Regions from separate parts of the Mus musculus genome. Here region 1 is linked to region 2. The links are chromatin loops, found by intact Hi-C in ENCODE. Cell type or tissue: left cerebral cortex. All regions are shown on one strand. Links, peaks and the distances in the headings refer to the core of each region. The heading gives the core; the rest is flanking DNA. Region 1 holds the start of Zfp456 (zinc finger protein 456). Region 2 holds the start of Rsl1 (regulator of sex limited protein 1).

What was found. Peaks named below come from ENCODE experiments on the same cell type or tissue, not always from the same donor. Only the 100,000 strongest peaks of a DNase experiment are listed, where the experiment ranks them.
Region 1: a loop joins it to region 2, with 19 times the contacts of the local background. A loop is called at or near these places in 9 of 42 quality-filtered maps.

Annotation. Positions count from the first base shown.
Region 1 is chr13:67,366,406-67,382,447 of GRCm38, forward strand. It overlaps Zfp456 (zinc finger protein 456), which reads right to left and starts at 9,358. Exons shown (of 4, transcript NM_001001186.3): 1 at 9,285-9,358; 2 at 6,346-6,472; 3 at 5,772-5,867; 4 at 1-960. The coding sequence starts at 6,469. In left cerebral cortex, for the core only: no CTCF peak of the experiment used is centred there; a DNase peak (open chromatin) is centred at 9,427; H3K4me3 peaks cover 689 bases.
Region 2 is chr13:67,164,831-67,180,872 of GRCm38, forward strand. It overlaps Rsl1 (regulator of sex limited protein 1), which reads left to right and starts at 8,352. Exons shown (of 4, transcript NM_001013769.1): 1 at 8,352-8,423; 2 at 11,618-11,744; 3 at 12,235-12,330. The coding sequence starts at 8,388. In left cerebral cortex, for the core only: no CTCF peak of the experiment used is centred there; DNase peaks (open chromatin) are centred at 8,320 and 9,002; H3K4me3 peaks cover 1,280 bases; H3K27ac peaks cover 466 bases.

The sequences.
Region 1 (16,042 bases), core at 5,389-13,388, 200 kb after region 2:
CCCTAGGACACTTCTTGCAATTGTAGGATTTCTCTCTGGTATGAACTGTCTTATGTTTCCTAAGGGATGAGCGATAACGAAAGGCTTTGTGACAATTTTCACAAGTGTATGGTTTCTCTCCAGTATGAATTGTTTGATGCTCCTGAAGACTTGCAGAGCATGAAAACCTTTTGTCACATTTTTCACACTTATAGGGATTGCCTTCAGAATGGAATTTTTGATGTCGCCTGAGAGATGAAGATGAGCAGAAACATCTGCCACAGTCTTCACACTTGTAGGGTTTGTCTTCAGAGTGAAGGGTTTGATGTCTTTTAAGGTAGGAAGATGAGGAAAAACATTTGCCACACTCTTCACACTTGTAAGGATTCTCTCCAGTATGAACTGTCTTGTGTATCCTAAAGGCTGAGTGATAAGAAAAGGCTTTATAACATTCTCCACACTTGTAAGGTTTCTCTTCAGTATGGATTTGCTCATTGTCTTGAAGAGGTAGAGGAGGGGAAAGTCTTTTCACACAATCTTCATATGTGTAGGCATTTTTTCTACAATGAATGTTTTGATGTTGCTTAAGGAATGAGGGAAAGCCAAAGCATTTCCCACATTCTTCACACTTGTAGGGTTTCTCTCCAGAATGAATTCTCTGATGTTGCTTCAGCATTGAAAGATAGTAAAATGTTCTGCCACAGTCTTCACACTTGTAGATTTTTTCATCAGTATGATTTTTCATGTATATAAAAAGTGATGAGCGAGTACTGAAGGCCTTATGACACTCTTCACACTTGTAAGGTTTGTCTCCAGTGTGAAGTCTCTGATGTATAGAAAGTGTTTTATGAGAACTAAGGGCCTTACCACATTCTCCACACTTGTAGGGTTTCTCCCCTATATGATTTCTTCTTTGTGTAATAAGGAGTGATTTACAATTAGTCAGTTTGCTGAAATTGTTAGGATCATTGGGTTTTATTCCTGTTGAGCCAAAGATGAGATATGAACAAAAGTTAAGCAATATTCTTTTTAATTATAAGGCTTATTTTTTTAAAATGAAGACATTAACTCATATATATTAAACCATAAATAAAAATCCACAGTATATTTCAATGCCTGTGACACTGAGGAAAATTCACAAATACAGTAGGTGGAAACAATGGGTAGTTTTACTGGAAAAAGAGTACAATCAAACAGAACATAAAAACAATCGCATATTATTCAAAGGTAAATGCCTAAATAAGTTGTAAAACCATTTTACTAACAGAAATAGTCCTTTCAAGCAATATAGATATTACAAGGCCACACATCCATGAAATTTTAAAGTAGCTAAGCCTAAAAAAAGAAAAAGTTAATTATGATTGTGTGAGATTGGATGAACACACTTTTATCCTAAGTAAAAAGATTTATTTTGGAAGGTACAAAAGATATGTTGCATAACAAGTACACTGTCCACATCAAGATTAAATCATATAGCCTCAGGATTTGGGACAGTATTTTATGATTTATACTGATGAATGGAAAATATATACTTGAGAGATATCAAGGCAGAATAATAAATATCAAGCTCACCCATGAGTAACAGAAATTTTGCTGGAGCAACGTATGTGTCAATGAATAGATATCTCAATTATCTATTAGTTATATTGTTTGGGTGGTCTCAGATTTTTTTGAGACAGGGTTTCTTTGTAGAACTGCCTGTCCTGGAAATTGGTACGTATGTGAAGCTGGCCTTGAACTCAGAGATCTACCTGCTACCACGATTCAAGTGCTGGGATTAATGGCAGCCAATGACACCAGTCCTGGCAATAAAATCACCTATTTCTAAAACTAATTAATTTATAAGATTAAATAACCATTGAGCACTGAGTGGAGAGAGACAATGAACAGGGCATGACAATGGCAGAGCCGTGGTTATCTGTGAAGGGAATTTCACAGAAGCAAAGATTATAGGTATTTTTATCTTACACTCTCCTTAAGTGTTCTATCAATGTATTTTTTAAATACATCAAAATATATAGGGTGACTCAGAAACAATGATACACAAGATCAAAGGACAAAGGAAAAAATTTTGGATCCACAAAATTCTGAAAATTATTGAGGAGGTACTAAACACACACTCCTAGTGGCATAGTTTAATCTTCAAATTATGTATCCACAGAAGGCATGCATGTTAAATTCTATTATTGACTGTGAGATAGGAAAAAATTTTAGAAACTTTTCATCCTTCACGAAGAGCTCTTGGCATCAGTTTCACTAGCATGAGCGTAAATGATTAGAGACACACTAGTGTGCTGTTAGTTTCTCACGATGATTTCATACCTGGGTTGGCAGTAAAGTACACAAACTTTCAGTTGTGTGCAAACAGTGCAGAGACTGCTACTGCCCAGTGTGACTTCATTTGGCCTGACTTTTAGCCGACAGCTCACCCAAGCTAAGCAATACTGCTGAGAAATGTTGTCTTGAGGCCTCCAAACCTGGAGCTTGGAAAGAGCCACTCTTTGAATGGTCTGAATAGATAGAATGAAAACGTCTGAAATTTCAGGACAGTGGCCTGCCTCTGGTATCACGTATCTGTGGGTCAGCTTGTAAAACCAAGTAAATGAGGGCCAGAGGGTACTGGAATGACCGATGTCATTTCTCACACCAAAATGCAACCTAGTCCTTCTGGTCCTCCAAGAAGGTATTTTCTCTCTGGCTTTTAGCTCAATGAAAACCTGGTTCCAGGGATAGGATAAGCCCCACCAAGTCAAGGCTCAAGTATAACTGACTCAAGTTTCTCCCACAGTGTCTGTCCAGGGACAGACTGGCTCCCTGACTCTGTGACAGGTAGAAGGACAACATCAGGACAGTCTGGGGAAAGATACCATGCATTTGAGAACAGCTAAGAGGTGAACTATTTCCAGAAGAGGCTGCTAGTAATTATGTCATGGAAGAAATCTGTGTAAAATAAGAACAACTAATGGAATGCACACCTTTAAATTAGATTAAAGATGCTAAAGTGTCTTGATCATAACTCCAAAATCATAACTAAGTTCTGATGATGCTAAAATGATCAACTTAGTGATTATGGTAAGTCTACATGCTATCTAAACGATAAAGACCATCTTGGGCTTTCTATGATGTATCCCCTGGAAACTGTCAAGGCACAATAGGTTACCAGTATGTGCACAGGTCAAATTCATTCATCAAATTACCCTCGCTGTGTAGGTTGCTTGGAACCTTCTTTTATTCAGCCGATGTTGCACAGTATGTACTAAGCTGAACAACTACTGTCTTCATAAGTCTAGCTGTGCCTGCTAAATACAATCACAGCTGGCCTTGTTCAATGTTAGCATTCCTTCAAAAATGGACCTTATAGGAAAGGTCAGTCAATTGACTCTTCAGTCAGTTACAGACTGAACTGCTATACTCTCCTTCCCATCTTTGTTCACAAAAGATGCCTCTCTTCCAAGTCTACTGACATCTCTAAACCTCTTGCTGGCATATAACTTTTCTCTGTGTAGGTCAGTGTAACTATTTTAAGAAGATTCAAAGAATTCATATTTGAAATTATATTCATATTTAAAATAAAAAGATTAAAATTATTTAAGATAATACTCATCATATAAATAAAGAGGGGGACAAAAGTACAAAACCATGAGGCTAGGTCACATTAGGTCAGACTAAGAAACACAGGCATTATGGGAAAAGTGATTTAAAGAAAATACAGTTAGTGGTCAAATTTATTTATGTTCCTAAGTTATAAACTTCTATCAGGTTAGAAAACACTTCTGACTTAAAGATGTCTATCTAGTCACTATGTCTTCGCTAACTTTCTTAAACTTTAAGTACATGGAAAATGGTGTCATGCCAAGAAATGATAATTACTTGTATGCCTTTTCATTCTTGGAAAGGCCAGACATACTATTGACTTTTCTGTATTATTTCCTGATGAAATAAAACAAGGCACAGAGACTGTCTGGAGGACTGACCAGGACTGTGGAAAGGGGCACCACAAAGAGATCAGGACAGTGAGGCCCCCAGCTCCTCCAGGGTGTATTTATGTTCAAGTTTACTAAGAGATAAGAGGTTTGCAGTTCAGAAACTGTAAATTTTTTTATTAATTTAATTTTTATTTCACGTGTATTGGTGTTTTGCCTCAATGCATGTCTGAATATATGTCTGTGTAATGGTTTCGGATCCCCTGGATTTGAAGTTACAAACACTTGTGAGCTGCCATGTGGATGCTGGCAAGTGAACTCTTCCTCGGGAAGAGAAGCCAGTGATCTTAACTGGTGAGCCATTTCTCCAGTCCCAACAATTGTAATTTATGAGGCTGAAATTTTTAATAGAGATAATTTCTTTCATTTACTAAAATTTTAATCTGATGACAGTCACTAATTCACTGTAAGTGCCACAGCAAATATAATTCGGCCATAACTGATAATGATGATCCAGTTAATGAGTGACAGTCAATGTGCCCAAATTGTGTGTGGATTCATGCTGAATTCAAATGTAATTCATTCATAGAGACAATACTGGAGTAAGTGACTAATACCAATGTTCCATTATACAGTCCTCTGTACATGTCAAAGTTTAGCAGAAAACAGGGAGCTCAAACAAATTTATAGTCACCTTAAAGTTTACTCAGTATGGCATAATATTCAAAATCCGGTGTGGTTTATAAACTGGTTAACAAAACTGAACACTTGAGTGAAGAAGGCTAACACTCCACTGAGCTTGCATGACAGGACACATCCAGGGTAAATGAACACAATTACTATTAGCACACTGTCCAATGGGACACAGACCTATCAGAGGAAATGCATGCTAGCCTCATCTCAGGATAAGGAAGCATGGGGAACAGGACTTGCCAGCATCTGCTGCGCCTGTCTCCCTCTGACCTGTAAGCCAGACTAGGAACTCCTACTCCTAATCTGCAGGGAAGATGGATTACTCCTCCTGTCTCACAAGGCAGGGGATGGATCATCTCATGCTGAGGAGGATCTTGGACTCAGCACCACAGTCTAGATGTCTCAAATGCAAGCACTCAGTGCAATTACCCTGCACGCAGTGTCTCTTTATATGAAAACTGAGAATACTGTGTACAGAGGAACCTCCTACCAACACCTGCCACCCAAACGGTATGGGAACTATATGCAAGTTCAAATGGCCATGCCCCGTCCGTTGCTTTCATTTCTCCTCCTTCTAACAAAGCTAATCCCTGCCCTGGAGCTAGGTCTGATACTATAAGCAGTCCTCAGCAGAATGTGAGACAATATTCGACAGATGCTACCTAAGATCAGTGAGACATGAACTATCCAAAAGGACTCCTATTAGTCTGAATTTATTCAACTGCTTCCCAGCCCAATTTGTCCTAATCAACAGAACGGAAATTGATGAGCTCCCTGCTTCTGCCTGCCTCTGTGTCATGGGAACGTATCATTGATTTTATTAACCAAGACATGCTCATTTCAGTACTAGAGCTTTCTTGCACAAGTCTGCCTTAACACCATCAAAAAAGTGACTCCTGGTCTGACCAATACTCAGTTGCATTTCCCTGAGTGTTACACTACAATAGAGACTAAGCAACAAGAAAAACCTCGGGGTCCCTGCAAATACATGCACAGGGCACACTGTTTGCAAAATATAAATCCTAAGAGACTTAAACCACCATAAATGTCTGAGAGATGTGAAGGAGAGACCTAAAGAATGATGTTCATAATACATATTTCAAGGCACACGGGAAAGCCTGGCTGTTGTATCTTTGGACTTAAACTCTGTACCCTGACACCCACTTTCCTACATACCTGGGTACACAGTGGCCATTCCTTGTCTCTTCATATCCCAAGGCCCTTGTCTTTGCTCCAGAAATGTCACCAGGAATGGCTTAGAGACAGCAAGACCTGTTTGGAGAACAAGAGGTTAAGATTGCTTCAGTGTTCTTTTACTCTCTCTTTCAGTACAGTGTTTATAAGGAAAGACATGATACAATAAATAACTGCAGACAATTAGTTCCTTCAAGGGTTTCTGACATGGACAGTAAAATACAGAAAGGAATGTACAATATCCTGATTCTGAGTTTCTTTAGAGGGAAAACATTAAACTGAATAGAGAAACAATTTCATTAACAAATGTGGTCCACTCCTGATGCCAGTGCATTTCTAACAGTCCCACAAGAGCAAAGGAGGCATGCTTGAAACACAGCGAGGAAAAACAATGACATGTTTCTTAGCTGTACAGCAACCTCCCTAATTTTTCTTCAAATGATGGGTATGAAACTCGTTGTTGAAATACTTCCATGAGATATTGTACAAAGCGGTTTGTACCCTACATGTTGATGGTAGGGGTGAGATAGGAACTCTCTATAGATACAATGCTCACCCAGGAACACAAGGTGGCTGAAATTCTCCAGCATCACATTCCTGTACAGATCCCACTGAGCAGGCTCCAGGCAATCCCACTCTTCTGGAGAGAAATCAATGGCCACATCCCAGAAGGACAACATTTCCTGAAATAAAGATCAATGAATAATATCACACCTATAATTAATTAAAATCATTAATAAACTCACAGCAAACCTCTGGTTTTGACAATGACCTCTAGTCCTCATACTCAAACTGCTCCTGCTTAGAAATATTCCTTGACTATTATGTACAGGAATTGCAGACATTCCTATTGGGTCAGATCACAAGGTCATACATAGTCCTCTGCACTTTGGTAAGTTTCAGTTTTCTGCAGAGCTCTCTCTGATGCAGCCAGAAGCGCTTTGAACAGTAAGAGCTACACACTCATGTGTAGGAGCGCTTTGAACAGTAAGAGCTACACACTCATGTGTAGGAGCGCTTTGAACAGTAAGAGCTACACACTCATGTGTAGGAGCACTTTGAACAGTAAGAGCTACACACTCATGTGTAGGAGCGCTTTGAACAGTAAGAGCTACACACTCATGTGTAGGTCTAAGGAAAAGCAATCAGAATGCAGTGAGAGCTTAGGATGCTTTAGTAACATGTCATTAGTATGTTCCCCTCTAAGGTTTCAACCTAACAAGTCACCTGCGGCAGCTTCTAAGCATGATGTAACTTCTATTGATGAGGCTTTAAGTCCCATTGGACAGCTTCTGCATATGCCAAGATATTGAGTGGCACTGTGGCATCTTTATGGCTGGAATGACATAGAGGATATTGCCGTGGCCCACTGGTATAAGAGCTAAGAGGGCTATTGATTGCTTCTCTCCCTTGGAACCTGGCAAAGCACCTTAAATCTGTATGGACAACTCGTCCCTGTTCAGATCTTCATGTCAGATCCAGCTGCAATTCCCTGAGGCCTCTGTCTGAAGTGCAAGGTGTTTCCACCCTTGGGAAGAGGGAATAGCTATTGTCACAAGAGTTTATAGGACAACTAGATTATATCTTCTTTAAAGAATGACTGAATAGAAAATAGTCTTTTGTCTAATGAGCAGAATTCAGCAGCAATGAAGAGGCCAGAACATCTCCAAAATTAACCGGCATAATGAAGCACTTTGGTGAATAGGAGTTTCTCAAGGGAAAAATAAATTGAAAGGTCTTGAAACCTTCTGTACAGCTAGTAGAGAAAGATCCTGTCTTTACAAGTATGAAAAAGCAGATTACACTTTTTTTAATGTTTGCATCACCAAGGCCACGGGAAAACCAGCAATGTGGAGAATGGCAGGAGCCCAGAGCAGAGCAAAGACCAAAACAACTCTCTGTGAGAGAATCAGAGCATGCTCACAATGGAGAATTAACTGCGGGGCTCACTCCCTATGTTGGCCAGCACTGGCTTCCTCCATTCTGCATGGGCAAGTGTCTGCTGTCTTGAGTACAATCTCCTGTGAGACCCTGGGGGTGGAGGTCCGGGGACCTGTAAACAGGATACCGTTTTGTGGGGATTATAGCCAGTACAATTAACAGCAAACATTGCAGGGGAATCAGAGACTTGCAAAATTCACTTTCAATGGGAAAGAAATGCAAATAATGTCTGACCTGAGGCAGGAACACTTCCACCCATTAACAATTACTACATATTCTTCCAATAACCAGGAGCTCGATGGTTACATTCCACTCAATGGAAATCAATCCTAGAGGAACTCTAGAGCAACAGAAAGGACAGCGCAGATGTTTTAAGAACTCTTGCATCTCCTGACAGTGACAATCAGAGATATATTTTCAGAGAGTCGGGCAAATCTAAAGATTAGCAGGACATTGATGGGAAGTAAACATGAGAGAGAGGCAAAGAGAACGATGGATTCCTGATCAGGTTCCAAACAATACAGACTCCCCATTCCCTACCAGCCTGTCTATACTACACAGTGCTTAAAATACATACAACACAGATCACGAAGCAGCAACTCCTAGGTTGTGCCAAGAGTCAAAGAGTCTCTGTGTGTGGAGTGAGGATTAAAGTCAGGAGAGGCAGGAAAAAAAAAATGCAGAGCCAAGAAATAGACTTGGGAGGACTGCTGGTCAATACCACGAGCAGCCAGCAGCCTCGAGTTTATTTTTCACCGCCCTTTTATACCTCATATTACTATGGGAAGCAAAGCTACAAGATAACAGAAACAATGGCAGAAATACACACAATATTCATAAACTTCTTCAACAAGTCCAAGCCCGAATAATGTCATGTTGACCGGAACCATTGTGGGTCAAGCGGACATTCTCTCTTTTTTAAAAATTTTCAACTGTAAAGTAGGGATGGAGGTCCTGTCAAAAGTTTAGAAAACACAGCCCTCAAGGTGAAACATTGTGTGAGCTCCTCTAGATCCCACTCTGCCTTGTAGACAGTCAGACCTCAAGGCCATTGCTATAAGCTGGCTACAGAGTACACGGGGACCAGAAACCCTTTTACTCTAAAGACACAAAGGACTCTGGCAGCATCCAGGTCAGAGTGGGGCAGCCAGGGATGCGCGTTTCCAGCAATGCAGGTCTGTGAGCTCTGGCACTCTCTCAGGAGCAGGTAGTCAGCTCATCACCATTAGTTTGCAATCTAGTCCCCCACTACCAAGCTGCTCCAGTGTACCAGAGAACCAAGGCAGACTCGGGCTGCTCTCGGTGTTCTAAAGGAAACCTTCACTCAGGACACAATCCCAAAAGGCCAGTCCCCTCACTCCAAAACTGCAGCTTCAGCGGTCCCAGCCAGTTCAGCACAGCCAGTCCTGGCAGCTGCTTCCGCCCTCCCACCTAGCCCACAAACGCTCCCTCTAAGACAGAACCCTGCTCCTGGCACCCAACACCAGTCTACACTTCTTCCTGAACCAACCTCGTTGACACAGAGCCCCAGGCTACGCTGCTGACTGGACCAACCTTCTTGTCAGAGACAACTGGAATAGATAGCCGAATATCATTTCCGCCCAACTTTGAGGAAGAGGCACAAGTACAGACTTGAAGTCAGAAGGGTATTTCCTAGAAGGCTCCCAGTGGTCACAGTGGTGCGGACTACATCTCCCAGAAGTCTGTGCGACGGAAATCCCAGAACCCAGGTTAGGTGACTTCTACTGTTTGGAGAGTTATGTGGATGGTAACCCACAGTGGAAGGTGCAAGGAGGAAGCCTTATGTGCAGAAATGCTATGGGTAATGCGATTGGTTTCGGATCCCAGAACCACAACGGAGATGTACGGATATGAGTCGAGCCTTTGACAGAAACATATGGCTTACAAGTCATTTCTAGTTGTAATTTTAATATTACTTCTTCTTGGAAAAAAAAAAAGTTGACTTAGTGGTTCCTTAAAATAACAAAGCAATACAGTAACCAGCGTGGGAAGGAAAAGTAACTTTATGAAATAATTTCCTGATGCTAGTTTATTATTTCAAGAATTTGGTATTTCAGGACCCACTTTTCATAATTCCTTGAGTAAAGTCCCAGAATTACCTATAAAATGAGTCATGTTACTTTTCCTTTTTCACCACTTCATGACATCAGGAATTTATGTATTAATGCAGTATTTTGTTATAATTGTGTGAGTTAGCTTTGAATAGTGAGTGGACTCAGCCCTGGGAAAGGCTAATTCCCCCCTCTCTCAGCCATTCTTAGGTGCCCATACATCTTTGTCTACCCAGGAGACTCCCCCTGCAGGAACCATGAGCCATTGTCATTGCTCAGTCAGTCATGTTTAAGGGTGCAGCTTCCCTTCACTCTCTAAGCTGCTCGACCTCACAGCCGACCTCCTGGACCTCTGACTCTCATAATCGATCTGCCCCTATCCAGAAACAGTCCTTGATGACTATATGCAGAAAATGTGGTATAGATGCATGTATTGGGTCTGGACACAGATTACAGTTCTCTGCATTTGGGTAAGTTTCAGGTTTTTTTTAACGTTCTCTGTGCTGCAGCAAGAAGTACTTTGAGGAGCAGTAAGAGTTTCACGTATGTATAGACCTTAGGAAAAGTCTTCAGAATGCAGTTAAACTTATGATGGTTTAGAAAGGTGGCATTAGCCTGTCCTCCAGGATGCAAGACCTAACAAGCCATGGGTGGCAGCCCATGCTTCTATCCATGATGTATGTCTACTTGATCAACCTTTAAGTCCAATTATACTACTGCTAATGTCAAGATGTGATTGGCACTGTGGCACCTTAGGGATATCACGCCATATGGGACGTTTCTGTGGTCCACTGCCACAGAACTAGCTAACAGCTAACTAGGATCATTACTGCTTCTCTCATTTGGAAGCTTGCAAGGCAGCTTCTATCACTATGATAACTGGTCCTTAGCTGGGAGACCTTCCTGTCAGGTACAGCTGTAATCCTCTGAGTCTTGTGTCTGAAGTGTTAGGTGATTTCATTGCAGGAAGGAGGGTATAGCTATCGGTCATAAGGCTTTAAGACAACTTAAATGCATGTTCTTTAAAGAGTGACTGCTCAGAAAACAGTCTATTGTCTACAGGGCATAGTTAAGTGACTATGAGGAGGCCAGCAGATCTAAAAGACACAGGAAGAATGAAGCAGTCTGATGAATAGAGACCCAGCAATTTCTCAAGGGAAAGGAAATTCAACTGTCTTGAAAGCTTCTTCATAGCTAGTTAAACACAGCAGCTTCCTGACTTTATAAGCAAGCAGAAGGGTAGACTGGTAGGTGGGGGACAGACCCTACTTTGTTTCATCTTAGGTCAGTGATACCCAACCTGTGACAATCCTTTTGGCAAACCTGTCTCCAAAAATATTTGTTTATATTAAGATAACAGTAGCAAAACTACAATTATGAAGTAGCAACGAAAAACATTTTGATGGGGCTTGCCACGAGATGAGGAACTGTATTAAAGGGTCACAGCATTAAGAAAGGTGAGTCGGCTGAACTAGGGAATCACAAAGAAGATGGAAAAATGATCAGCATGGAGAAGGGCAAGTCCCCAGGAAGGAGGGAAACAGTATTGAGAATTAACTGCAAGGATGCCTGCCACGCTCTCCGGTCGAGTCAGTGTGACAAGCCGAAAGGCTTGGAAGCTACTCACAAAGCAAAAGAGTTTCACAGAAACTCACTCCTGGAGTCTGGCGTTCTCTCTAACCCATACATTAATTTTCCATTCCCGCGTTAGTCTAGTGTATGGATCCATGTGCTCTCTTTTAGTATTACCGTATTATAAGTGCCTTTTAAGATTGAATTCTGACATAGCTAAAGCCAGTGTTCCAACAGTCCTAGAATGTCCTTGAGCAAGACCTTGGACTTGGAATTCAGTAAGAATGTTGCTATTCAGTGACATTCAGTACTGCCCCTGGTATTACACTACCACTTTGAGTAAAAGCTAGGTCACTGCCCTTCACAGGAATCTACCATCACCAAGGAAGAAAGAAGTTTCTGACCGTAGGAGAAACCAGAATAGATACTTAGAACTGAAACTGAGTTACACCCATATACAGGAATTTACAATGGTTTAGGAAGTAGATCTGGCTGTGGTTTTAGAGTATTGCATTATTCATGAGATGGTTAGCTAGAACGGAACTCCCTAGTTAGAACCATGACTTGGGTGTGAAAGCCCTTGGCCTAGGAGTGAAAAGACCTCACACCTGGCTTCTAAGACTATAGCTGACCTTAGATAGGGCTGACTTTGTCTCAGTTAATTTTATTGCCCAGTTCCTTCCAGTCTTTGCGTTTTCATTCCTCTGTTCTGTGTAAGAGTCATTAAGCATCCGGCAGCCTCATTTGTACCTTGTGGGTATGTCACCCAACTTCCTTATTGCCTTCTGTATAAAAAGTCTGATGCTCGATTTGACAAAATGCATTCAAATTCTACACAACCTCTCCTGTGTGCATCTGTCAATTCATCCGACGCTTTGCCCACCTGCAACTAGAGACCCGTTCCACGCAGACAAAGGGGCCCAGAGGGGTCTGCAGCAGATCCCTCCCTATGTCACCTCACACAGGCCACCACTATTCTGCATTGGGAACATGGGAAAGTGTCTGTTGTTGTAAGGCCAGTGTGCTGGGGATTCTGTGGGTTATGGGTGGTAGGTCTTTGAACTTAGAAGGGATTTTTGCCAATATAATTAATGAGAATCATTAAAGAGAAATTTTTGAAAATTTCATTTTCATTAAGGAGGAAATGCAAATAATGTCTGTTCCAGAGAGAGGCAAATTGTTATTCATCAAAACTACTACTTATTCTTATAATACTTGGGAGCTAAATATCTATACTCCACTTGTATGGAGACTGGTCCCAGAAGCAACCCTAGAAGTAAAAGAATGAACAGAGTAGATGTGTTATAAACTCTTGCGTCTCCTGTCAGTGTCTCTCACGGATATCTTTTCAGAGAAGTCACACAAAAGTAAAGACTAGCAGGATATTGGTGGGAAGTCAAAGTGAGATTCAAAGAGAGGATTGGATTCCTGATTAGGTTCCAAACAATACTGACTCTCCATTCAAACCCAGCCTATGTACATTAAACACCATAGTGCTTAAAATGCACAGTACACACATCACAAAGCAGCACCTCCTAGACTTTTGCCCCAAGGCTTAATTCACATAAGAGTGGTATGAAACAATCATTAATTTTTGCTTCAAGGAAATACATTTTGCAACTTTATGACTGAGAAATGAATAAACCATGAAAAAAAATATGGGAGACCGCAATATACAGAATCTGCTTTGGAAACAGGAATTGTGTAATTTTAATTTAAAAATAAATATATCATGCTAGGCTGTGTACATTAGATGTCTAGATGAATCTGTGGATTTTAAAGATCCCATGTATTTTTCTGAGTCTGAAAGCACCAGTACATGGAGTGTATTCAGTTAAGCGTGGGGACTCGCACCCTGATCCATCTGACTTATTTTTACATGGATTCTGGAAAGAGGAGAACAATGGAAAGGAGACTTATAGAGAATTGGCATGGGACCAGACTCCTTTCACATAGTTACTACATAGGATACTACATAGGATGATGACTATGGAGGACACTATGAAAAATACTTTAATAACACAAAATGGCAATGTAATAAGAATCTGCACTCCTCAGGTTGATTCTTTGCATATGTGTTTGACTCCTGTTCCAATCCTTTGTACTTTGTCTTCATGGCCTCGATATAATCACACACGTCAGCAGGATCTGACTGCCATCACCCATCACCCCCTCAGAAGTTTCTAGATATGACTTGTCTAATACAGCAAGGTTCATGCATGAGTTGTAAAGACAAGTAACTCCTTACCTCATACTAACATTAGGAAGCCTGGGAGGACAGAGGGACAACTGCACTTAAGACCTAGACTTAAACCTGTGCAAGAGGACGGCATCCCACACTAGCAGTTTGCTTTACTGGTTGCAGACGGCAGTACCTGTGTGAGGGACCGTGGAGGACGTGGGTTTGTTCCAGCTAACTGTAAGAAGCCTCTACAAGCAGCTAAACCTGTGGGACAGGGACACAGGAAGGTATCCCAGATGAAGATGCAGAAAAAGACACAGAGACGTAAGCCACAGTAGCCTGCATCAGTCAAGAACTGCAGAAAGGCCGGGTGTGGTGGCGCACGCATTTAATCCCAGCACTTGGGAGGCAGAGGCAGGCGGATTTCTGAGTTCAAGGCCAGCCTGGTCTACAAAGTGAGCTCCAGGACAGCCAGAGCTATAAAGAGAAACCCTGTCTCGAAAAACCAAAAAAAAAAAAAAAAAAAAAAAGAACTGCAGAAAGGCAATGAAGAAATGAAGGAGTCTCTGCCTAGATATGGAAGGACCAAACTGGAAGAATTCAGGGAAGACCAGAAGGAAGCATTCTCAGGTCATGGCATGATCTAACACAAGCTAGCTATCCAAAAAGGATGGATATTTGCTGCAAATAGGCAGAATATTCAAGCAAGGGAAAGAGGAGAGTCCTTCCTCACACAGTAAATCCAAACAACTAATCACCCAAATGTACCATCTTTAACAAGAGCATGTTAGTGAAAACAAAGTTTGAATCCCCACATGGATTGAGTCAGCAGAAGGGAAGCACATGTAGTTTGTAAGACACCAAAGGGGTTTGCCACGGCTCTCACTGGAAGACATGGAATGAATCATACAGAGTATTTCTCACATCCATCAAGCATGTTTAAATGTTTTCTGACACAGCCTGAGGCAGCCTACAATGGCCTTGAATTTTTTTTTTTTTTGGCTTTTTTTTTTTCTTCAAGACAGGGTTTCTCTGTGTAGCCCTGGCTCTCCTGGAACTCACTTTGTAGATGAGGCTGGCTTCAAACTCAGAAATCCATCTGCCTCTGCCTCCCAAGTGCCAGGATTATATATATACATTGGCCTCGAATTTGCTATGAAGCAGGGGATGACCAGAGGGTCCTGCCCTCTCCCCCTCACAAATGCAGAGATGACAGAGATGTGCCTCACAGTAGGCTCAAGCTTCTTTCTATCACAGGTCTGTTTACTTTAAGTCACAAGAATACACACAGGTCTGTGAGCTCTTCCTCACCCTGCTGACCTGACACAAAAGCCTGGCCCCCCTAAAACAAGGACACGTTAGTTTTCACCAGCTCCTAATACCCTGCTCATAAACGTTCTCAGGTTCAAGGCCTGATCAATGACGTTGACATAATCATAGTGTGCCAAGCAGACATTGTGTCTTATTTACAATTATGCAACCCTACTTTATGGACAGGAAACCTATCCAAGACTTAAGGAAACCCAGCCCTCAAGGTGAAACCAGGTAGCAGGTTGCCTGCTTTGCTGACTTCCCTCTGTGTATCCACTACATGTGTTTCCTCACCCATAGTCAAAGACTCTCAGTGACCTCCCATTCTGGCAGATCTCTCTGCTGTGTTCCAGATTTTCCAATCTATGACCTGTTGTGCCTTGGATTTTTATTCTCGCTTAATTCCTTAACTGACAGAGAAAATGAACATAATATGGATTGTTGAAAGCGGCCAGATACAGAGTATAGGGGGACCAGGTACCCCATTTGCTGTAAAGGTACTGACTGAGGCATCTGACAGCATCCACCTGAGAATGGGGCAGCTAGGGGAGCATGCTTCCCAGCAAAGCTGTCAAAGAGTTCCCAGCACTGCCTCAGGTGCAAGTAGTCATCTCACCATCACTAGCTTGCAATCCTGGCCCCTGCTACCAGAATGTTCCTATGTCCAAGAACACCCTGTGGTGTCCTATGAAAACCCTTACCCAGGACACAATCCCAATCGCCCCATTCCCTGTCCAGGACTTCAATGTCCCGTGACCCAGCCAGTTCAGCACAACAAATCCCAGCAGCTTCTTCAGCCCTCCCTCCTAGCCCAGGTCCACTCAGCCCCCACCTTCCACACCCCCACTCTACTCGCCTTTTCCCAGCCCAATGCTTGTACAAAGCCCCAGGCTATGCTGCTTCCTGAACCAACCTCCATGACAGAGACAACAGGCGTGTACAGCCGTTCAGGACTCTCGCAAAACTTTGAGGAAGATATACTTGTACAGAAAGAAAGCTAAAGTGGGATTGCCTGGATGGCTCCTCATGATGGCACAGTCGCATGGACTACATATCCCAGAAGTCTGTGCGAAGGTATTCCTGGAACTGAATGTGGTCTTTACCTGGTTCTTAGATTTGTAGCCTTCTCTCTGTCTTTATATTGGAACTTGGCCTACATTAAAGCGCTTGACTCT
Region 2 (16,042 bases), core at 3,818-11,817:
TTCTCTTTAATGATTCTCATTAATTGTATTGGCTAAAATCCCTACTAATTTCAAAGACCTACCACCCATCACTCACAGAATCCCCAGCACATTGGCCTTATGACAACAGACACTTCCTCATGTTCCCCATGCAGAACAGTGGTGGCCTGTGCGAGGTGACATAGGGAGGCATCCTTGCAGTTAATTCTCAATACTGTTTCCCTCCTTCCTGGGGACTTGCCCTTCTCCATGCTGATCATTTTTCCATCTTCTCTGTGATTCCCTAGTTCAGCCAACTCACCTTTCTTAATGCTGTGACCCTTTAATACAGCTCCTCATCTCGTGGCAAGCCCCATCAAAATTACTTCTGTTGCAACTTCATAATTGTAATTTTGCTACTGTTATCTTAATGTAAATAAATATTTTTGGAGACAGGTTTGCCAAAGGGGTTGTCACAGGTTGGGTACCACTGACCTAAGTTGAAACAAAGTAGGATCTGTCCCCCACCTACCCACCTACCCTTCTGTTTGCTTATAAAGTCAGGAAGCTGCTGTGTTTAACTAGCTACGAAGAAGCTTTCAAGACAGTTGAATTTCTTTTCCCTTGAGAACTTGCTGGGTCTCCGTTCACCAGATTGCTTCATTCTGCCTGTGTCTTTTAGATCTGCTGGCCTCCTCACAGCCACTTAACTATGCACTGTAGACAAAAGACTGTTTTCTGGGCAGTCACTCTTTAAAGAACATGCATTTCAGTTGTCCTAAAGCCTTATGACTGATAGCTATACCCTCCTTCCTGCTCTGAAATCACCTAGCACTTCAGTCACAAGACTCAGAGGATTACAGCTGTATCTGACATGAAGGTCTCCCAGCTAAGGACCAGTTATCATAGTGATAGAAGCTGCCTTGCAAGCTTCCAAATGAGAGAAGCAGTAAATGATCCTAGTTAGCTGTTACCTAGTTCTGGGGCAGTAGACCACAGAAACATCCCATATGGTGTGATATCCCTAAGGTGCCACAGTGCCAATCACATCTTGACATTAGCAGCAGTATAATTGGATTTAAAGGTCGATCAAGTAGACATACGTCATGGATAGAAGCATGGGCTGCCACCCATGGCTTGTTAGGTCTTGCATCCTGGAGGACAGGCTAATGCCACCTTTCTAAACCATCATAAGTTTAACTGCATTCTGAAGACTTTTCCTAAGGTCTACACATACGTGAAGCTCTTACTGCTCCTCAAAGTACTTCTTGCTGCAGCATAGAGAACGTTAAAGAAAATCGAAACTTACCCAAATGCAGAGAACTATAATCTGTGTCCAGACCCAATAGATGCATCTATACCACACTTTCTGCATATAGTCATCAAGGACTGTTTCTGGATAGGGGCAGATCGATTATGAGAGTCAGAGGTCCAGGAGGTCGGCTGTGAGGTCGAGCAGCTTAGAAAGTGAAGGGAAGCCGCACCCTTCAACATGACTGACTTAGCAATGGCAATGGCTCATGGTTCCTGCAGGGGGAGTCTCCTGGGTAGACAAAGATGTATGGGCACCTAAGAATGGCTGAGAGAGGGGAGAATCAGTCTTTCCCAGGGCTGAGTCCACTCACTATTCAAAGCTAACTCACACAATTATAACAAAATACTGCATTAATACATAAATTCCTGATGTCATGAAGTGGTGAAAAAGGAAAAGTAACATATGACTCATTTTATAGGTAATTCTGGGACTTTACTCAAGGAATTATGAAAAGTGGGTCCTGAAATACCAAATTCTTGAAATAATAAACTAGCATCAGCAAATCTATTTCTCTGCTACAGCGCTGATACACGGTGCAAAAATACACGCTTTAGGGAACATTGCTCACATACATGGCTCTGTACCCACCTGAGAATAAGAATAACGGGAACATGGGTAAAGAAGGAGCAGAGTGATGTCGGGAACATGGCAAAAGAGCAGAGTGATTGTTCTATTTAAAAATCTCATACATTAGGGTTAGTCCTTTGCATGCTGATTTTCTCTTATGTTCAGAACCTTGAATGATATTAGTCTGTGAGTTCTTCCTTTAGTGTTCTACCCCTTGCCTCCTCCATCTACTGTCCCTTGTCACTGTGCTTTGTGTTGCTGCTGAATTCTGGACAAATGCAGAAACCCAGATGACAGCCAGAGCCACCTCATTAAAGTCTGTATTTTCATTTCATTTCACATTCATGGCTGTGGATATTTAGTGTTGACAAGAACCTTCTCCCTCACCAGGACTTTCTGTTGTGAGAACTGTTTATTTGTGTGGTTTATAATAAGCATATGGCATTAAATGGATGCTTCTGTGGATGTACTTATTTTACATTTCCTCTGTCTTCAATGTATAGAGCCCATGTGGTCTTATAGCATCCTTTACCTTGTTTTTCCTTGAAGATGGGTCCATTGTGAGGTCATATGAGCACCTTTGATGTGTCTGAAGAATATTACTCACTAATGTGAGAAACGGGTCTAGCTCTCTTTCATCCTTACACAGAATCTAGATTTGTGTCCACAGGCACATGATGCCCGTGTAAGGGTTTCTATCACTGTGATAAAGATCATGAGGAAAGGCAACTTGGAGAAGAAAGGGTTCATTTCAGCTGACATCTTCAGGTAACAGATCATCACTGAGGGAATTCAAGTCAGGAACCAGTGCAGAGGCCACACAGGAACACTGTTTATTGGCTGGTATTCCATGGCTTGCTCAGCCTGCTTTCCTATACCATACAAAAACACCTCCCCAGTGGGGTCCCACCCATATTGTAGATATCTCATTATCAACACTAATTAGGAAAATGCCATAGGCCTGGCTACAGGACAATGTCATGGAGACTTTTTTTCAAATACTCTTCTCTCTCCTCAAATAATGCTAGCTAGTGTCAAGTTGACCGGAGAACTATCCAGCAGAGTTCATCGTGGTATTTAAATGATTTTAGTGGTTTTAATTCATTTAAGCTGTGATATCATTCATTGGTCTTCATTTCAGGAAATGCTGTCATTCAGGGATGTGGCCATTGATTTCTCTGCAGAGGAGTGGGAATGCCTGGAGCCTGCTCAGTGGAATCTGTACAGGGATGTGATGCTGGAGAATTACAGCCACCTTGTGTTCCTGGGTGAGCACTGCATCTGTAGAGCATTTGTATCTCACCATCAACATGCAGCTTCCTCACTTTGTACAATACGGGACTCATGGGAGTATTTGCTTTTCAACAGAAACTTTCATATTCTTTTAAAAAAATTAGTCAGGTTGTTGTACAGCTAAGAACTACTTCATTGATTTTCTCTTTGTGTGTTTAACCTTTCTGTGTTAGACGTATATATCTTTCACTACCAGAAATTCAAGGGCTGGGCATGGTGGCGCAAGCCTTTAATCCCAGAACTTGGGAGGCAGAGGCAGGTGAATTTCTGAGTTCCATGACAGCCATGGCTACATAGAGAAACCCTGTCTCAAAAAAAAAAAAGAAAGAAGGAAAGAAAGAAAGAAAGAAAGAGAGAGAGAGAGAGAGAGAGAGAGAGAGAGAGAGAGAGAGAGAGAGAGAGAGAAAGAGAAAAAAAGAAAGAAATTCAAGGGCACGAGGCTTGGAGTACACTTATTAATTATAATGTTTAACAATTCAGTTTTAATATTTCTCCCTTTAAATGAAACTTACAATCTGGACATTGTATGTTCCAATATGTATTCTGGTAATCTTGTCAAAAACTATTGTAAAGAAATAATTCTCTTTCCTTGTAAACACTGTTGCTTGAAGGGTCATATCAATTCCCTGTAGATGAACTCTTATACAATCTCATTTCCTTTTCCTACAAACAGGGCTTGCTCACTCTAAGTCACAGCTGCTGACATTTCTGGAGCAAAGACAAGGCTTTGCTGGTGTGAAGAGACAAGCAGTAAAAGCAGTGTTCCCAGGTTGGTAGGAAAGAGGAGGTCGGAACAACGTGGAGGTTCAAAGATCTAACAGATCCCATATACCTTGAAACATGATGTCGTTGTCAAGAAAGGCTTAGGCCTCTCTCTTTTGTCTTTGCTTCTAGAGAAGGACATGTCTCAGATGTTTGTTTGTGGTGGTTTAAGTGTATTTTGTGTTTCCTGAGCAGTGAACTGTGCTTGTATTTACAGTGACTTCCAGGGCTCTTCATTTTGTTGAGTCTCCATTATAAAGTGAGACTCAGGGAAATGCCAATCAGTGGAGGTCAAAGTTATAGTCATTTATCCACTGGGATTGAGAGCTGGCTCATGCCAGAAAGATCTGTACACCAAAGGGAGGCATGATTGGGTCAAACCCACAATTCCACCACACAGAGACAGGCAGGGCCAGATCACTCAACAGATTCAGTTCTGTTGATTGGAACAATTTAGGGTGGGGAGCACTTGGATAAAAGCCGTACAACCAGACTCACGTTGAGCAGTTCTTTCTCCACTGATCTTAGGGGAGAGTCAAAATATTGACTTATTATATGAAGTGTATATATATATATATATATATATATATATATATACACTTTACTTGAACTACAGGTACAATAATTTAACAGAGGCTATTTTTTTTTCATCAAAGATTTACAACTAGTTATTTATCAGGGCCAGACCATTGGACTTAGGAAGAGAAGGATGACAGGACCCTTCATGAATAGAACCGCATCAAACTACACAGCTAGGGTAATGTGATGAATTAACATGACCTGTGCACATGTAAGGTCTTGACAGTTTCAAGGAAAAGTTTATAGAAAACACAACATGGTCATTATGATTTAGATAGCATGTAGACTTACCATAATCACTAAGTTCATGGTTATAGCGTATGGCAGAATTTAGCTATGGTTTTGGAGTTATGACTAAGAGGCTTTAGCAATGTGTCTCTTCTATCCTTTTTAAGAATGTGCATTCCGTTAGTTGTTCTTGTTCTACACAGCTTTCTACCATGAGATAAATAATAGCAACCTCTTCTGGAAACAGTTAACCTCTTAGATGTTCTCAAGAGCATGGTGTCTTCCCCTGTCTTGTCCTGCAATTGTCCTTCTACCTGGCACAGAGTTGGGAAGCCCATCTGACCCAGGACAGAGGCTGTGGGAGAAATTCTGAGTCAGTTATGCTTGAGCTGGAAGTGACTGGGGCATATTCTATCTCTGGAACTAGGTTTACAGTGAGCTAAAATAGCATATGATGATTTATAAAATCATTCTCTGTATTCAGAAGGCATTGTTTCTCTGTAAGACTGAACCCAGGCATGTACCTAAGCATGACTTGTTTCAGTACTTCTGGTGTGGGCAGACAGCCTGAGAAACTCAATATGTGTTTTCCTCTTATAAAAATCCCAATGTTAAGGATTCTGTCCTGATTCTATGAGACATAGATATATTGGCTCCGTTGTGGATCAGTGTCTAAGCTTTACATACAAAGTATACCTGTAGCCTTGGAAAGAGACATTTAAAGAGAAAACCCACAAAATAGGACACCTGAGGGACTTAAAAAGTTCTAGAGATGAAAGAAGCGTATCAGGGCTTGCTGGAGCAGAAACAAAGGCCAACTTCAGCCATAAGACAGTGGAGCCCCAAACACACACACACACACACACACACACACACACACACACACACACTCCTCAGAGGAATAAGGTTTGCAAAAGGACCCAACCTCACTTTCATCTCCAATCACCCAAACAAGCAGGGCAGCTAGAGGACTCTTCCCACCAAAAAATGGCTTCAACCCTTGTCCATAGTGAGCTTGAGTCCTGGACCTACAGGCTGGCTAGACTTCTGTCATGCATGGGTCCCTGCCTCTTCCCACTGTGGAGCCCCTGGCCTGGTGGTTACCTCAGTAGCCTATGTTCTGCAGTAGAGGTGATCCTGACACTACTTTGCTTTTATAGTATATGAATGGGTCAGTGAGATTATATAGCTCAGTCCCAGCAGCCAAAGGATCCCTTTGGGCAAGTGTGGTAGGGAGTTACTAGGTTTAGACTTTTGACAAGACCATAAGGGGAACTTGGTGCTGGGCATGAGTGCGTTGAGAAGCGGACATGGACTTTCGTGGAGGACCACTAAAGCAACCTCAGCAAGGACGTTGGCATCTCTCCTAGAGCCCAGACAGGAGAACAGAGGAACTCTATAGCTTCCAGTTGCCTTAGTTCTAAAGTGAGCTCAGACAGTGGCCCTGAGGAACAAGTGTAAGAAACAGAACAATAGCTGAGACAGCATACATCAGGTGGATTTTTCAGTCATTCACTGCAGCATCCACAGAAATGGCATAATACATGGATTTGCCTGAACTCAACATCTTTAGCTTAGATGTTAGAAGGAGATGCAGGGAAGGATTCCCTGTCAGCAGTTTGTCTACTTACTAGAATCTTTACCAGACAAAATACATCTTTACCTACCTCCTTGGAGGACCAGAAGCACTAGGTCGGGTTTTGGTGACAGCAAATACATTCGTCATTTCGGGACACTTTGGCTCCGACTTGATCTGGTGTATAAAGCCAAACCCACAATTGCATCATACCAGGGCAGCCCAGCCCCTGAAACTTCAAGTGTCAATTCCCTTGGGTCAAACAATTGAAACAGTGGATCTTCCAAAGCTCCAGGTTTGGAGGCCGCATGGCAACATTTTATCTGTACTATTGGTTAGCTTGGGTGACCAGTTAGATAAAACTCAGGCAGAATGGAGTCCCTTTGGCTCCTTTGGTCCCTTTGGAGTCTTTGCAATGTTTGCACACATCTGAACATCTGTGCACTTTTCTGCAGACCTAAGTATGAAATCATTGTGAAAGACTAACATTACACTTAAGTGCATCTCAAATCGCTTACGCTCATGCTAATGAAACTCATCCCAAGAGCTCTTTGTGAAGGATGAAAAATTTCTCAAATGTTTTCCTATCACATACTCAATAATAAGGATTTAAAATGCATGCCTTTTGTGGATACAGAATTCAAAGATTAAACCATGCCACTGGGATTGTGTGTTTAATACCTTATCAATAAGTTTTCACAATTTTGTGGATTCAAGATTTTTTTCCTTTGTTCTTTGATCTTCTGTACCGATGTTTCTAAGCGTGCATTGCCTATCATCACTTGGTATGCTCACCCTATATATTTCGATGGATAAGTAAAATACATTGATTGAACTCTTAAGTCTATGCTTATGTAGTCTTAGAGGCTACTTTGGGTCTGTGTTCCACAGTGGAGTAGACTCCACTGCAGCTGATTTTTTAGTACCTGCCTTTAGTTCACAGGATCTAAGGAATGGACAAGGCTTTGACTCCATGTGATCCCCTGGCTGTTTTGTTAGCAGCCCCATGTACACTGATTTCTGAGGGCTCTCAGAAGGAAATCCTAGTTGCAGGCTACTCAACTATTGTGGTGAGGGTGTATACCACTTTAAAATGTTTGTGCTCTGTACACTCTTGTTTCTACAGTACAACTCAAAGCCTTGTGCATTTATGTCTCACCTGCATACAACAAGTAGGGGAAATGACTGGATGTGTGACCTGCTTTTATTACAGACACCTTTCTACCAACAGATCAACAGTAGTAGTCTCTGTTGGACATAGGTAGCCTGTTAGCTGGTTTTAATCAATGCCTCCATGGGCTTCTTGTTGATCTTCTTTCCAATGTCTGAGAGTCCGGGGCATTAACTCAGGACAAGAGATTTAGAGGAATGTTAGATACACACATGCTTGGGTGTGGCATGGGGATGTCAAATTTTATCTTCAGAGTCAACCTCCTTGGCCTGCTCAAACAGCATGTGTTTCTGTATGTGTAATATTAGCAATGCCCTGGAGGAATTGTTTCTATATATTCAAAAAGTAGAAACACAAACAACAGTATACAAGTTTGTTGGGGCAGACACCAAGCCAGCTTTGTATCCCAAGTCCATTTGTCAAAAGCCACTGAGGAGCTAGGAGCATAGTCAGGAACGCCAAGGCTGGTTTCAAACATTTTATAAAGTTAGTTTTCCTTGCCACGTTGGTTAGTGTATTGCTTTGTTTATTTAACGAACAACTAAGTCAACGTGCCCCCCGTCCCGTCCCCCCCCCCCCGGCCAGGAAGTAGTAATATTAAAATTACTACTAGAAATGACTTGTAAGCCAAAAGTTTCTGTCAAAGGCTTGACTCAAATCCATACATCTCCGATGTGGTTCTGGGGTCGAAAACCAATCTCATTACCCACAGCTTTTCTGCAGATAAGGCTTCCTCCTTGCACCTTCAACTGTGTGTTCCCATCCACAAAACTCTCCAAACAGTAGACTTCACCCACCCTGGGTTCTGGGATTTCCTTCGCACAGACTTCTGGGAGATGTAGTCCGCACCACTGTGACCACTGGGAGCCTTCCAGGAAATCCCCTTCTGAGTTCAGGTCTGTACTCGTGCGTCTTTCTTAAGGTTGGGCGGAAATCGTATGCGGCTATCTATTCCAGTTGTCTCTGACAAGAAGGTTGGTCCAGGCAGCAGCGTAGCCTGGGGCTCTGTGCGGGATCTGTGTCAAGGAGGTTGGTTCAGGAAGCAGCATAGCCTGGGGTTCAGTGCCGGGAGCTGGGCTCTGTCTTGGAGGGAGCGCTTGAGGACTGGGTGGGAGGGCGGAAGCAGCTGCCAGGACTGGCTGTGCTGAACTGGCTGGGGCCACTGAGGCTGCAGTTTTGGAGTGAGGGGACTGGCCTTTTGGGATTGTGTCCTGAGTGAAGGTTTCCTTTAGAACACCGAGAGCAGCCCGAGTCTGCCTTGGTTCTCTGGTACACTGGAGCAGCTTGGTAGTGGAGGACTAGATTGCAAACTAATGGTGATGAGCTGACTACCTGCTCCTGAGAGAGTGCCAGAGCTCACAGACCTGCATTGCTGGAAGCGCGCGTCCCTGGCTGCCCCCATCTCACCTGGATGCTGCCAGAGTCCTTTGTGTCTTTAGAGTAAAAGGGTTTCTGGTCCCCGTGTACTCTGTAGCCAGCTTATAGCAATGGCCTTGAGGTCTGACTGTGTTCATTTTTCGCTGCCAGTAAAGAATTAAGAGAGGAAAAATCCGAGTTACAACAGCTGTCGTGTTGGGGAATTCTGGGACATAGCCAACATATCTGTCTGAATGCACGGAAAATCTTGGACTAGGGTTGAAGAAACACATGCAGTGGACACACAGGCAGGAATGTCTACAAGGCAGAGTGGGATCAAAAGGAGCTCACACCATGTTTCACCTTGAGGGCTGTGTTTACTAAACTTGACAGGACCTCCATCCCTACTTTACAGTTGAGAATTTTTAAAAAAATATTTATTTATTTATTATATGTAAGTACACTGTAGCTGTCTTCAGACACTCCAGAAGAGGGTATCAGATTTCATTACAGATGGTTGTGAGCCACCATGTGGTTGCTGGGATTTGAACTCAGGGCCTTTGGAAGAGCAGTCGGTGCTCTTAACAGCTGAGCCATTTCACCAGCCCCGAGAATTTTTTAAAAAGAGAGTGTCCGCTTGGCCCCAAATGGTTCCGGTCAACATGACATTATCAGGGCTTGGACTTGTTGAGGAAGTTTATGGACATTGTGTATATTTCTGCCATTGTTTCTGTTATCTTGTAACTTTGCTTCCCATGGTAATATGAGGTATAAAAGGGCGGTGAAAAATAAACTCGAGGCTGCTGTGGTATTGACCAGCAATCCTCCCAAGTCTATTTCTTGGCTCTGCATCTTTTCTGCCTCTCCTGTCTTTAATCCTCACTCCATACTCAGAGACTCTTTGACTCTTGACCCAACCTAGGAGTTGCTGCTTCGTGATCTGTGTTGTATGTATTTTAAGCACTGTGTAGTATAGACAGGCTGGTAGGGAATGGGAAGTCTGTATTGTTTGGAACCTGATCAGGAATCCAGCCCTCTCTTTGCCTCTCATGTTGACTTCCCACCAATGTCCTGCTAATCTTTAGATCTGCCCAACTCTGAAAATATATCTCTGTCACTGTCAGGAGATGCAAGAGTTCTTAAAACATCTGTGCTGTCCTTTCTGTTGCTCTAGACTTCTTCTAGGATGGGCTTCCATTGAGTGGAATGTAACCATCGGGCTCCCAGTTATTGGAAGAATATGTAGTAATTGTTAATGGGTGGAAGTGTTCCTGCCTCAGGTCAGACATTATTTGCATTTCTTCCCCATAGAAAGTGAATTTTGCAAGTCTCTGATTCCCCTGCAATGTTTGCTGTTAATTGTATTGGCTAAAACCCACACAAAACGGTATCCTGTTTACAGGTCCCCGGACCTCCACCCCAGAGGCTCACAGGAGATTGTACTCAGGACAGCAGACAAACACCCATGCAGAATGGAGGAAGCAGTGCTGGCCAACATAGGGAGTGAGCCCTGCAGTTAATTCTCCATAGTGAGCATGCTCTGATTCTCTCACAGAGAGTTGTTTTTGTCTTTGCTCTGCTCTGGGCTCCTGCCATTCTCCACATTGCTGGTTTTCCCGTGGCCTTGGTGATGCAAACATTAAAAAAAGTGTAATCTGCTTTTTCATACTTGTAAAGACAGGATCTTTCTCTACTAGCTGTATAGAAGGTTTCAAGACCTTTCAATTTATTTTTCCCTTGAGAAACTCCTATTCAACAAAGTGCTTCATTATGTCGGTTCATTTTGGAGACATTCTGGCCTCTCCATCGCTGCTGAATTCTGCTCATTAGACAAAAGACTATTTTTGGTGCAGTCATTCTTTAAAGAGGATATATTTATGTTGTCCTATAAAGTCTTGTGACAATAGCTATTCCTCCTCCCAAGGGTGGAAACACCTTGCACTTCAGACACAAGACTCAGGGCATTGCAGCTGGATCTGACATGAAGATCTGAACAGGGACGAGTTGTCCATACGGATTGAAGGTGCTTTGCCAGGTTCCAAGGGAGAGAAGAAAAAAAAAATAGCTCTGCTTATCTTTTACACCAGTGGGCCACAGCAATGTCCTGTATGTCATTCCAGCCATAAAGATGCCACAGTGCCACTCAATATCTTGGCATATGCAGAAGCTGTCCAATGGGACTTAAAGCCTCATCAATAGAAGTTACATCATGCTTAGAAGCTACCACAGGTGACTTGTTAGGTTGAAACCTTAGAGGGGAACATACTAATGACATGTTATTAAAGCATCCTAAGCTCTCACTGCATTCTGATTGCTTTTCCTTAGACCTACACATGAGTGTGTAGCTCTTACTGTTCAAAGCACTTCTACACATGAGTGTGTAGCTCTTACTGTTCAAAGCGCTCCTACACATCAGTGTGTAGCTCTTACTGTTCAAAGCGCTCCTACACATGAGTGTGTAGCTCTTACTGTTCTTAGGGCTCCTACACACGAGTGTGTAGCTCTTACTGTTCAAAGCACTCCTACACATGAGTGTGTAGCTCTTACTGTTCAAAGCGCTTCTGTCTGCATCAGAGAGAACTCTGCAGAAAACTGAAGCTTACCAAAGCCCAGAGGACTATGTATGACCTTGTGATCTGACCCAATAGGTATGTCTACAATTTCTGCACGTAATACCCAAGGAACATTTCTGGAGCAGGAGCAGTTTGAGTATGAGGACCCGATGTCCTTGTCAAAACCAGAGGTTTGCTGTGAGTTCATTAATGGTTTTAATGAATTACAGTGTGGTATTATTCATTGGTCTTTATTTCAGGAAATGTTGTCCTTCTGGGATGTAGCCATTGATTTCTCTCCAGAAGAGTGGGAATGCCTGGAGCCTGCTCAGTGGGACCTGTACAGGGATGTGATGCTGGAGAATTTCAGCCACCTTGTGTTCCTGGGTGAGCATTGTATCTATAGAGAATTCCTATCTCACCCCTACCATGAACATGTAGCTCTCCCGCTTTGTACAATATCTCATGGAAGTATTTCAACAACGAGTTTCATATCCATCATTTGAAGAAAAATTAGGGAGGTTACTGTACAGCTAAGAAACATGTCATTATTTTTCCTTGCTGTGTTTGAAATGTCTGTGTTGGAAGCATGCCTCCTTTAGTCTTCTGAGACTGTTAGAAATGCACCCACATCAGGCGTGGACCACATTTGTTAATGAAATTGTTTCTCCATTCAGTTTCATGTTTTCCCTCTAAAGAAACTCAGAATCAGGATATTGTACATTCCTTTCTGTATTTTACTGTCCATGTCAGAAACCCTTGAAGGAACTAATTGTCTGCAGTTATTTATTGTATCATGTCTTTCCTTATAAACACTGTACTGAAAGAGAGAGTAAAAGAACACTTAAGCAATCTTAACTTCTTGTTCTCCAACCAGGTCTTGCTGTCTCTAAGCCATTCCTGGTGACATTTCTGGAGCAAATACAAGGGCCTTGGGACATGAAGAGACAAGGAACGGCCCCTGTGTACCCAGGTATGTAGGAAAGTGGGCGTCAGGGGACAGAGTTCAAGTCCAAAGATCCAACAGCCAGGCTTTCCCATGTGCCTTGAAATAATGTATTATGAACATCATTCTTTAGGTCTCTCCTTCACATCTCTCAGACATTTATGGTGGCTTAAGTCTCTTAGGATTTATATTTTGCAAACAGTGTGCCCTGTGTATGTTTTTACATGGACTTCCAAGATTTTTCTTGTTGCTGAGTCTCTATTGTAATGTAACACTCGGGGAAATGCAACTGAGTATTGGTCAGACCGGGAGTCACTTTTTTGATGGTGTTAAGGCAGACTTGTGCCAGAAAGCTCTCATACTGAAGTGAGCATGTCTTGGTTAATAAAATCAATGATATGTTCCCATGACACAGAGGCAGGCAGAAGCAGGGTGCTCAACAATTTCAGTTCTGTTGATTAGGACAAATTGGGCTGGGGAGCCGTTGGATAAATTCAGACTAACAGGAGTCCCTTTGGACAGTTCATTTCTCACTGATCTTAGGTAGCATCTGTCGAATATTGTCTCACAGTCTGCTGAGGAATTCTGCTTATAGAATCAGACCTAGCTCCAGGGCAGAAATTAGCTTTGTTAGGAGGAGGAGAAATGAAAGCAACGGACAGGACACGGACATTTGAACTTGCATGTAGTTTTCATATCATTTGGATGGCAGGTGTTGGCAAGTCCTGTTCCCCATGCTTCCTTATCCTGAGATGAGGCTAGCATACATTTCCTCTGATAGGTCTGTGTCCCATTGGACAGTGTGCTAATAGTAATCGTGTTCATCTACCCTGGATGTGTCCTGTCATGCAAGCTAGGTGGTGTGTTAGCCTTCTTCACTCCAGCGTTCAGGTTTGTTAACTAGTTTATAAACCACACCGGATTTTGAATATTATGCCATACTGAGTAAACTGTAAGGTGACTTTAAATTTGTTTGAGCTCCCTGTTTTAGGCTAAACGTTGACATGTACAGAGGACTATATAATGGAACGTTGGTATTAGTCGCTTACTCTAGTATTGTCTGTATGAATGAATTACATTTGAATTCAGCATGAATCCAAACACAATTTGGGCACATTGACTGTCACTCATTAAGTAGATCATCATTACCAATTATGGCTTAATTATATTTGCTGTGGCACTTACAGTGAATTAGTGACTCTCATCAGATTAAAATTTTAATAAATGAAAGTAATTATCTCTATTAAAAATTTCAGCCTCAAAAATTACAGTTGTTAAGACTGGTTAAATGGCTAACTGGTTAAGATCACTGGCTTCTCTTCCCGAGGAAGAGTTCAGTTGCCAGCGTCCACATGGCAGCTCCCAAGTGTTTGTAACTTCACATCCAGGGGATCTGACACCATCACACAGACATATATGCAGACACGCATTTAGCAAAACACCAATACACGTGAAATAAAAATTAAATTAATAAAAAATTACAGTTTCTGAAGTGCAAACCTCTTATCTCTAAATAAACTTGAACATAAATACACCCTGGAGGAGCTGAGGGCTTCACTGTCCTGATCTCTTTATGGTGCCCCTTTCCACAGTCCTGGTCAGTCCTCCAGACAGTCTCTGTGCCTTGTTTTATTTCATCAGGAAATAATACAGAAAAGACAATAGTATGCCTGGCCTTTCCAAGAATAAAAAGGCATACAAGTAATTCTCATTTCTTAGCATGACACCATTTTCCACGTACTTAAAGTTTAAGAAAGTTAGCGAAGACATAGTGACTAGATAGACATCTTTAAGTCAGAAGTGTTTTCTAACCTGAATAGAAGTTTATAATGTAGGAACATGAGTAAATTTTGACTACTAAATGTATTTTCTTTTAGTCTCTTTTATTATAATGCCTGTGTTCCATAGTCAGACGGAATGTGACCTAGCCTCATGGTTTTGTACTTTTGTCCCCCTCTTTATTTATATGATGAGTATTATCTTAAGTAATTTTAATCTTTTCATTAAAGGTATAATTTCAAATGTGGATTTTTTGAATCTTAAAATAGTTACACTGACCTACACAGAGAAAATTTATATGCCAGCAAGAGGTTTAGAGATGTCAGTAGACTTGGAAGAAAGGCATCTTTTGTGAACAAAGATGGGAAGGAGAGTATAGCAGTTCAGTCTGTAACTGAAGGAAGAGTCAATTGACTGACCTGGCTTATTGAGTCCATTTTTGAAGGAATGTAACATTGAACAAGCCCAGCTGTGATTGTATTTAGCAGGCACAGCTAGACTTATGAAGATGGTAGTTGTTCAGCTTAGTTAATACTGTGCAACATCGGCTGAATAAAAGAAGGTTCCAAGCAACCTACACAGAGAGGGTAATCTGATGAATGAATTTGACCTGTGCACATACTGGTAACCTATTGTGCCTTGACAGTTTCCAGGGGCAACATCATAGAAAACCCAAGATTATCTTTATCGTTTAGATAGCATGTAGACTTTCCATAGTCACTACGTTGATGATTATAGCACCTGTCAGAATTTAGTTATGATTTTGGCTTATGATTAAGACACTTTAGCATCTTTTATCTATGTTTACGTTGTGCATTCCATTAGTTGTTCTTATTTTACACAGCTTTCTACCATGACATAATTACTAGCAGCCTCTTCTGGAAACAGGTCACTTCTTAGCTGTTCTCAAATGCATTGTATCTTTCCCCAGACTGTCCTGATGCTGTCCTTCTACCTGTGACAGAGTCAGGGAGCCAGTCTGTCCCTGGACAGATACTGTGGGAGAAACTTGAGTCAGTTATACTTGAGCCTGGACTTGGTGGGGCTCATCCTATCCCTGGAACCAGGTTTTCATTGAGCTAAAAGCCAGACAGAAAATACCTTCTTGGAGGACCAGAAGGACTAGGTTGCATTTTGGTGTGAGAAATGACATCGGTCATTCCAGTACCCTCTGGCCCTCATTTACTTGGTTTTAAAAGCTGACCCACAGTTGCATGATACCAGAGGCAGGCCAGTGTCCTGAAATTTCAAACCTTTTCATTCTATCTATTCAGACCATTCAAAGAGTGGCCCTTCCCAAGCTCCAGGTTTGGAGGCCGCACGACAACATTTTCTCAGCAGTATTGCTTAGCTTGGGTGAGCTGTTGCATAAAAATCAGGCCAAATGGAGTCACACTGGGCAGTAGCAGTCTTTGCACTGTTTGCACACAACTGAAAGTTTGTGTATTTTACTGCCGACCCAGGTATGAAATCATTGTGAGAAACTAACAGTACACTAGTGTGTCTCAAATCACTTATGCTCATGCTAGTGAAACTGATGTCAAGAGCTCTTTGTGAAGGATTAAAAGTTTCTAAATTTTTTTCCTATCACATAGTAAATAATAAGAATTTAACATGCATGCCTTCTGTGGATACATAATTTGAAGATTAAACTATGCCACTTGGAGTGTGTGTTTAATACCTCCTCAATAATTTTCAGAATTTTGTGGATCCAAGATTTTTTTCCTTTGTCCTTTGGTCTTGTGTATCGTTGTTTCTGAGTGGGCGTTGCCTATCATCACATGGTATGCTCACCCTATATATTTTGTTCTATTTTTAAAATACCTTGATTGAACACTTGAGGAGAGTGTAAGATAAAAATACCTATAATCTTTGCTTCTGTGAAATTTCCCTTCATGGATAACTACGGCTCTGCCATTGTCATGCCCTGTTCATTGTCTCTCTCCACTCAGTGTTCAAT